Regions from separate parts of the Homo sapiens genome. Here region 2 is linked to region 1. The links are chromatin loops, found by intact Hi-C in ENCODE. Cell type or tissue: PC-3. All regions are shown on one strand.

Region 1 (4,000 bases):
GCCCTCCATCTTCCCCCAAGGTTCTTACAGTCTAATGAAGAGGCGGTGTGTGCAACACTAACTCCACTTCAGCAGTTCAGTGAAAACAACACCATCTTTAGACAATATAAAAGTCATTTTCTCCCTGTAAGTTAGGAGTAGAGAATACAGAGGGGGCTTAGGTACCTTCACAAGGTTATCAGGAATGCAGGCCCCTCATCCAGCACCTGTGCCTCATCGTTCAAGATGGCTGCAAAGCTCCAGCCATCGTGCTGTCATTCCCATCAGCAGGAAGAAGAAAGAGGTGAAGACAAATCATCCGTGACCACCCAGACGAGGTCAGCTTCCTGGTCATATGCTCCCTTGGCGTCTTTGCTTCCTCATCACAATGCAGAGAAACTCATTCTTTGTGTCCTTGTTTGATGTTTATTCACGACTCTCCCTTGCCTCCCACCAGGTGAGAAGCTCCATGAAATCTGGCCTCGTGTCTGTCTTCTTTGTTGTTCTAGTCCTGCGGTCCACCGCAGTGCTTGGCATGTAGTAGGTGCTCAATAAGTAGTTACTGATGGAAGGAACACTCAAGATTGTACTTTAAACATGCTCTTAATATTGGGATGAGTCAGAGTTGGCCTGGCCCAAATCTGGAATCTTCTGAATTGGAGTCTGTGACGATGAGTGCTGCTAAGGGCTGTACATACATGACCTTGCTTAATCCTCAGCAGAACGCTGAGAGGAAGATTCTGCCATTTTCTTCAACTAGCAGATGAGAAGACATCATGAGATTGTGGAACTACTAACGGAAAGCTGTGATTTGAACTTGGCTCTCCAACTCAGAACCTCTATTCACTTACCTAGTGACTTTCCAGGACACCAGGGTGACCACAGTCCCCTCTAGACCCCCCTCCTGCAGCCCTGGCTGGCTCCCTTGATTGCCAGCAGGCAGCTCAGTAGCCGTGTGCTCAGTCACAGGTGCTGAGGAAGCATCGTACACTTGGCCCCTTGTCCTGAAGTGGGGCTTCACCTGCAGAAAATGGAGGAAGGGCAGGAGGTGCCAGCATCAACTGGGAGAATGCCAGTTCTCCAGTGCTCCTCCTCCTCTAGCCGATTTCTAGGAGCCTTGTGGTCCAGGGGTTCTTTCAGACTACAGAGGAGGGCAGGTGGGGCTGCCGTGGTCTAGGAGGAGGGCAGGGGCATGCCTTGCAGTGGGTGCTGTGTGTCCTGCGGCTTCCATTTCTGCCCGCTTCTTGGCGGGGCCTGCCTGATAAGGGGAAGGTGATAGGAAACTGATACCCGCCTGTGCTGGGCCCCCTTGAACCATGTGGGGCTTACAGAGCCCCCGGGCCATGGAGCGGTTCTGAGGGACACTGGAGGAGGGGTTCTAGCTTCTCCCCTCAGACTCCACAGAATACCCCAGGTAGGGACTAGATTCTGGCTGGAGTCAAGGCACTCAGACCTCTGCTGGGCAATTTGGCCCAAGCCTCTGTTGCACAGATGGGACACTGAAGGCCAGTGAGGCAACGGGCTTGCCAAGATCACACAGCCCATCAGTGTCAGAGCTGGTGCTGGTTCTCTAAACTGGATGCGCTCTGTGGCTTCTTTGACTGAACAGTTCATCTGGCCCACAGGCCATCCGAAGGGCGTTTGGTGGAGGGTCCTAGTTTGACGCCTGGCTTGAAGAGCGGATCCCTGGCTCTGCTGTGGAGGTCCTGCTGGGACCAGCCATTTCTGATCATGGCTGCCAGAAGGTGGCGCTAGGCACCCAGCTGCCACTTAATTTCCAGAAAAAGAGAATGGCAACCCGGGATCTGGGTGTAATTAGGGCAAGAGGCCAGCTTTGGAGCTCAGCTTCCAATCACCCTCCCGCCCGGGCATGCTTGTGCGTGGGCACCCAGGGGCAGGGGAGGGACTGGAGACCGCACATTGGGTTCCTCTGGTCCCAGACCCTTTGGAAGGTTGCAGTGTGGGCAGTGAATGGGCGCCCAGGTGTGCTCCATTTACTCATCTTGACTAGATGATAACCAGAGATGGAATAAAAGCAGCCAGGATGGGTGGGTGCCTCTCTCCAACAGCAAGACTCAGCCTGGGCCTCAGCTCAGGCCTTTTCACCTGGCTCAGCTCCCCGGCACACCCCCTCGCTTGGCACAGGGCACTTCGTCCCCTGCTGGGGAAGGGCCAGAGAGCTCAGGATGCCCCTGAGAGAGGCTGTCTCATTCCTGGGAACTTCCCCTCCTCCCTTCACCTTTCCTGCGCTCTCTCCATCTCTCCTTCCTGTCCTCTCCCCTCGCTCATCTCTCCTGCCCCTTCTTATCTCTTTCCTCACGCTCACCTCGTCCCAGTTCCTCCAGGGACCCTGCAGGTCTAGCCCCCACCCCCAGCACCTCATCTGCAGAGGCAAACAGGGACCAATACCAGTGAGTTTCTAGGATGTGGTTTCCATGGTGACGGTACATCTCCTGCCTCCTTGGTGCTCAGCCCTGGGCGGGTTGCCGTGGATACTCTCACCTCACTGAGGAGTGATTTGTGGGACTGTTTTTCTTCTTTACTTCTTCTTCTTCTCTCCAGAAATTCCGCTAGCCCAGACAGCGTTTTCCCCACTCACGGCGAACCTGAAGCCTTCTCCAAAGGGCTTCACACCCAGGGCCACTGAGGCCTGGAAAGCATTTTATTTATACGAGGTATTCCTGGTAACCTTCTCCGCCTTTCATAGGGTGCGTGAGTGGTCACCACAGAGAAACAGGCCAAAGCTGACCCGGTGCCCACCTTTTCTGCCCACAGTGTCCTTCCAGGCCCCTGACTTGTTCCATGCCGCCAATGCACGCCAACCCTCAGAGCTTCTGCTCGGCGGCCATTTTCCTTAAGGGTCTTTGGAGAAAGAGTGAGAGTGAGAGGGTGAGGTGGGAATAACGAGCAAAGTGAATCCAGGCAAAAGAGGTAGGTTAGAAGAGGGAGAAGTACCGGAAAGGGAGGAATGAGAGGTGGGCAGACTGGGGGAGCTCGAAGGGAGAGGGAGAGGTGGAGGGTGAAAGTTGGTCACCAGAGAAAGCCAACCCATGAGTCCGCAGCAGGAGTCCTCTGGTGTTAATGCCCTTTATAAATCACTCCGCAGCCCCAAACCCAAAACAGGCCTCTTCTTTCTCTGCAAAGTAGAAAATGTGTTCGTCGACATAAAAACATGTTAAGTACATTGTGGCCCTCGTTCCCCCCAAGTTGAAAGCCATTACAATAATTAATTAAGGCAGGAGATTAATTAAAGAGTCGTTTCCCCCCATTCTCCCTGAGTAGATCAATCAGGAGGCGGGAGAACATGTGCTACTCGGCAGACAGAGAAGGGGGGCTGGAGGGGAGGCCGAGGGGCAGCAAGGCAGTTACAGACACAGCTAGAGACAAAGGACTTCCGTGCTGGGGGCTGGGGGCTGGGGGCTGGGGCTGAGAGGAGCTGGCAAGGAGGCCCCCAGGAGGGAGAGCTTGCTCTGCTTCCAAGGACCTGTGATCTGGCTTCCCTTCTTGGTGTTCACAGCGTGAGGGTCGCTGTCACCATGGAAACAGGCCTGGGGACAGGAGGAATATCAGCTCTCTGCTCCTGGACTCCTGGATTCCCCTCTGGGAGTGAGAGTTCCCAGTGAGCAGAGTTGAGGCCCCAGGAGGCCTTTCTGTGGAGTGGCATGAGGGTTGGTGGCCTCCCCACTCCCGTGCCAGGCCCAAAACCAACTCCACACGAGCATTGTCAGGCTGATGACAAGCCTGAAAGTTCTGTTCCTCACATGTGCCACACTGCAGACAGGACAGACTGGTATGAGCTCAGGCTGAGAATCATGAGTCTTTTAGGTAACTTTTCTCATTTTGCTAAATTTTGAGTTCTTAATGATTGCTTTCTCCCTTTCACTCTCCCTCTCTTTCACTCTCTTTCTTCCTCTTTCTTATGCCTTTGGCCAATCTATTTTCCAGCTGAATTTCATATTTCTAAGAAATGTTTATATCATGTAGTGTGTTTCATGTGTGCATAGTGGGTTTAACCCATTCC
Region 2 (4,000 bases), 51 kb after region 1:
AGACTGTCTAGATATTTAGCTTTTTAAAGAGAAGCAGGAAATACGAATTTTTATATAAAATCTAATTCATTTTCTTTTTTTCTTTTTTTTTTTGGTTGAGACAGAGTCTCGCTCTGTTGCCCAGGCTGGAGTTCAGTAGCACTATCTTGGCTCACTGCAACCTCTGCCTCCCAGGTTCAAGTGATACTCCTGCCTCAGCCTCCCTTGTAGCTGGGACTACAGGCGTGTGCCACCATGCCTGGCTAATTTTTGTATTTTTAGTAGAGATGGGGTTTCACCATCTTGGCCAGGCTGGTCTTGAACTCCTGACCTCAGGTGATTCGCCTGCCTTGGCCTCCCAAAGTGCTGGGATTATAGGTGTGAGCCTCCGCACCCAGCCAAAATTTCCTAATTTTCAAGTGTTGGCTACTTATGAGCCAGACAAAATCCATCTTGAGGCTATATTTGACCCTCTGTTCTGATTCTAAGATCTGGGGATGACTTCTCCTTGTCCCCAAAACAACTGAACAACTTTTCCTTTCCTACCAGATTCCCCTTGGCCCCTGCAGTCCTGAGTCAGAGGCCCCAGCTCACAGCTCTGTCTTGAGAGCATCTCCTCTCCTTTCTGAAGATGGCCCTGAACTGAATAGTGAGAGACTCTAGCCAGGTCTGCTCTGCAAGGCTGATCATCCATCCTCCAGCTGCTGGGACTCTTAGCTGTGGATGGCTCACAGCTGCATTCTGGAGACTGCCTCCTTCTGGGTCATATCTGCTGCCATGGGAGACTACAACCAATGACAATCTGATATTAGGATATGAAGGCCCACCCCGTGCCTCAATTTGGGACCATGCTGGAGGACCATCTCAGCTGCAGAGCCCCCCCATAGGATGGCTGAGGCCTCAGGTGCAACCTCATCATGATTCACCTCCTTCCTTTCCCAGTCCTGCCTTGCTTGGCTCCTTTTGCAGGGAGCACCTCCAGAAGGCCTAAGGAACCCAAGCGAGGCAGGACTGGTTCTTTCTGCACAAATCTCTGCATCAGTATTTCCAAAGAGTCTCATGTGAAACACGCAGCCTACCCACTTTCTCAGAGACCTAATTTTTTTCTTATCAAAACTTCTCTCAGGAAAGGCTCTGATAAGCTTGTTCACATGGAGGTATCCGTGGTTGATAATAGCTCAATGGATTTATTTTTCCAGAGTCATCTGCTATATATTTATGAGAATCTTATGTCGAAGGGTGGATGAACTTCCAGGGTAATGAGGGAAGATTGGGGCATTTCTGATTTATCAGTGAATCAGGGGCTGCACCATGCCAACAGCCTAAAGTAAGACAGGGTGATTCTAAGCCTCGTAAATGTTGATTGGTGAGGCTGGCTCTTGAGATCTGCCATCTTGGGGCTTTTAAAGAGTGAATCAGCAAGGTGTGACAAACAGGGACCCGGCTAGCTGTGTGACTGCTCCTTTCTGGAGCCCAGTTTCTTCAACTGATTGATGGTAATATTCACTATAAAATTGTATCCACACATGAGCTTAATTAAGATATTAATATAGTCATTTTTGGACACACCGGAAAGTTAGATGTAAATGCCTTGGAATGGAGACTCCCAAACTTCCTCTTTCCATAGCACCCTTAGTGTCACAGTAATTTTTTTATTACTTATGTGCCCCCAAGACCAAAAGAAACACCAAAGAGATCCATTATTAAGTAGTTAGGTCTAAATAAATCAATGTGTATGTCTGTCCTAACAACTTTGTAGCCATCTAAAAATACACATAAAGGAAAAGATATTTTTATTCCATTCTTAACCACAGTTATTTACTAATGGGATGTATAATATGTTGGGTACTGCATGGTTTCTCAAACCTTGGAATCATATCGGATGCCATCACCTCATTTCCTGGTCCACAATGATTTGCACATGGTATTTGCTTTTTATCACAGCAACCACCAAAACACTTCGCAAAGATATGATGTCACTGAAAGGAATGTAGTGGGCCCTAAAGCTGAAACTGGTAGTGTGCGGAGCATCCGGCAGGTGTCACTGTACTTCCCACAAAATTTAAAATATCCCTGCAGCCACTCTGTGAATTGGCGATGGTGCCCCCAGGGGCCTCAGTGCAAGGTTTGGGAGCAGTGGCCTCAGGTATTAACTATGGCTGTATTCAGAGAGTAAACTTTTGGATAATCTTTACTTCTTTCTTTCTACTTTTTCCTCGTCCCTTACATAACAAGCATGTAATAATACTTAAATAAGAGCCAAATCAGAGAGATGGTTGTACAACATTGTGAGTGTATTTTAATGTCGCTAATGATAAATTTTTTGTCATGTGTCTTCTACCACAAAAAAGCTATTTTAAAAAATCAGAGAGGCCAGGTGTGGTGGCTCATGCCTGTAATTCCAGCACTTTGGGAGGCCGAGGTGGGCGGATCACAAGGTCAGGAGATTGAGACCATCCTGGCCAACATGGTGAAACCCCGTGTCTACTAAATATACAAAAATTAGCTGGGTGTGGTGGTGCGTGCCTGTAGTCCCAGCTACTTGGGAGGCTGAGGCAGGAGAATCGCTTGAACCCAGGAGGCGGAGGTTGCAGTGAGCCAAGATTGAGCCACTGCACTCCAGCCTGGGCAACAGAGTGAGACTCCATCTCAAAAAAAAAAAAAATATATCAGAGAAAAATGTAAGATTTGTATATTTTTTAAACCCCAAACCCCTCAGGGAAGTTGGATGGGATAAGGCAAGGACAAGATCTATGAGCTGGGATGCTGTAGGGCGTCCCAGCAGCCAGGCTCTCAGACTTGCATCCACCCAGCCCTGCACCCGCCCACCCAGCTATCCACACCAACTGGCTGCCTGCTTCCCAGGGAAACACACCTGTATCAGAGCATTTAACCCACCACTCTCACATTCCACCTCTCCCTGGAAGAAAAACCTGTTTGCCATTCTGCTGGCTGGCTTCCTTGTTGGTGCAGGTAGAAAGCCAGGCTCTGGGAACCCAGCAGACATGCTGTCAGGAGAACTTCCTTTGCAGTGGGATGTGAGCTGAGGCAGCGGGAGACCACTGGTTTGTGTTATATCCTCTGACTCGACAGTGAGCACAGGGACTCTCAAATGTGACATTTCTCCTATTGGTGCTATCTATGCCTGTCCTTTCAGCCAGGTGGATCAAGTCATTTGCTGCATCGTTTTACATTGTGGAAAACCTCCTTTATGTCTGGCTTAATACGACACGCTGAGGTTCCCGTACCTGTTTCTGCCTTCAAACTGTTCCTGCGGGCTGTTTTTGGAAGAAAATCTGGTCTCATATGGATATGTGGTTGGAAAAGGGAAGACCTTGTGGGACCCCCTGAAATGGCCAGGGGACCTTAGACCATACTTCGAGAATCATCACCTTTCAGCAATGGTTTAAATAAGCCGAGAAAGCTTTCCTCACCTTCATGTAACAGCTGAGGAAACTGAAGGCTCTGAAAATGACATGATGTTGTGAAGATCTTACCCTGCTTTAATGCAGGAGGCAAGGCTAGGAACTGGCTCTTCTGTCTCCTGCTTTGGGGCTATTTCCATTACTAAAGGAAACAAGATTCATGATGCTCCTAAAGTACAGCCTCCTTAAGAGTTCCTTTCATGAAGGTTAGTGGAAAACCCTAAGTTTTTATTTACCTGAAATATATATTTTTTGAAACGATAGTTTTGGAAGATAGTTTTGCTGCATATAAAACTTTGGGCTGATGATTAATTTTTTCCTCAGCATTTGGAAGGTATTTCCCCCTATCTTTTGGCCTCTCCCATGGCTGATAGCTGGCAATCTAATTGTAATTTTTCGGTAGATGAGTGGTCTTTTCTGTCTGGCTGCTTTCAAGATTTTCTCTTTATCTTTGGTGATATAAAATCTCCCTTCAGTAGGACCTGGTGTGGATTTCTTTTTATCCATTCTGTTGGATGTATGATGCATATACATTAGAAATGTGTCTTCCTTTCAGTGTGGTGATTCCTCAAGGATCTAGAACTAGAAATACCATT

The links. A loop is a pair of places that touch in the nucleus more often than their neighbours do. Peaks named below come from ENCODE experiments on the same cell type or tissue, not always from the same donor. Only the 100,000 strongest peaks of a DNase experiment are listed, where the experiment ranks them.
Region 2: it touches region 1 in a loop (5-fold over the local background); 5 of 110 quality-filtered maps call a loop at or near these places.

Annotation. Positions count from the first base shown.
Region 1 is chr10:69,643,011-69,647,010 of GRCh38, forward strand. No RefSeq gene overlaps it. Among named protein-coding and RNA genes, the nearest start is that of FAM241B, 15 kb to the left of the region's middle. In PC-3, a CTCF peak has its summit at 1,723 (motif pointing right); a DNase peak (open chromatin) is centred at 1,741.
Region 2 is chr10:69,694,299-69,698,298 of GRCh38, forward strand. No RefSeq gene overlaps it. Among named protein-coding and RNA genes, the nearest start is that of LINC02651, 12 kb to the left of the region's middle. In PC-3, CTCF peaks have their summits at 2,013 (motif pointing right) and 2,212; a DNase peak (open chromatin) is centred at 1,953; H3K27ac peaks cover 511 bases; H3K27me3 peaks cover 314 bases.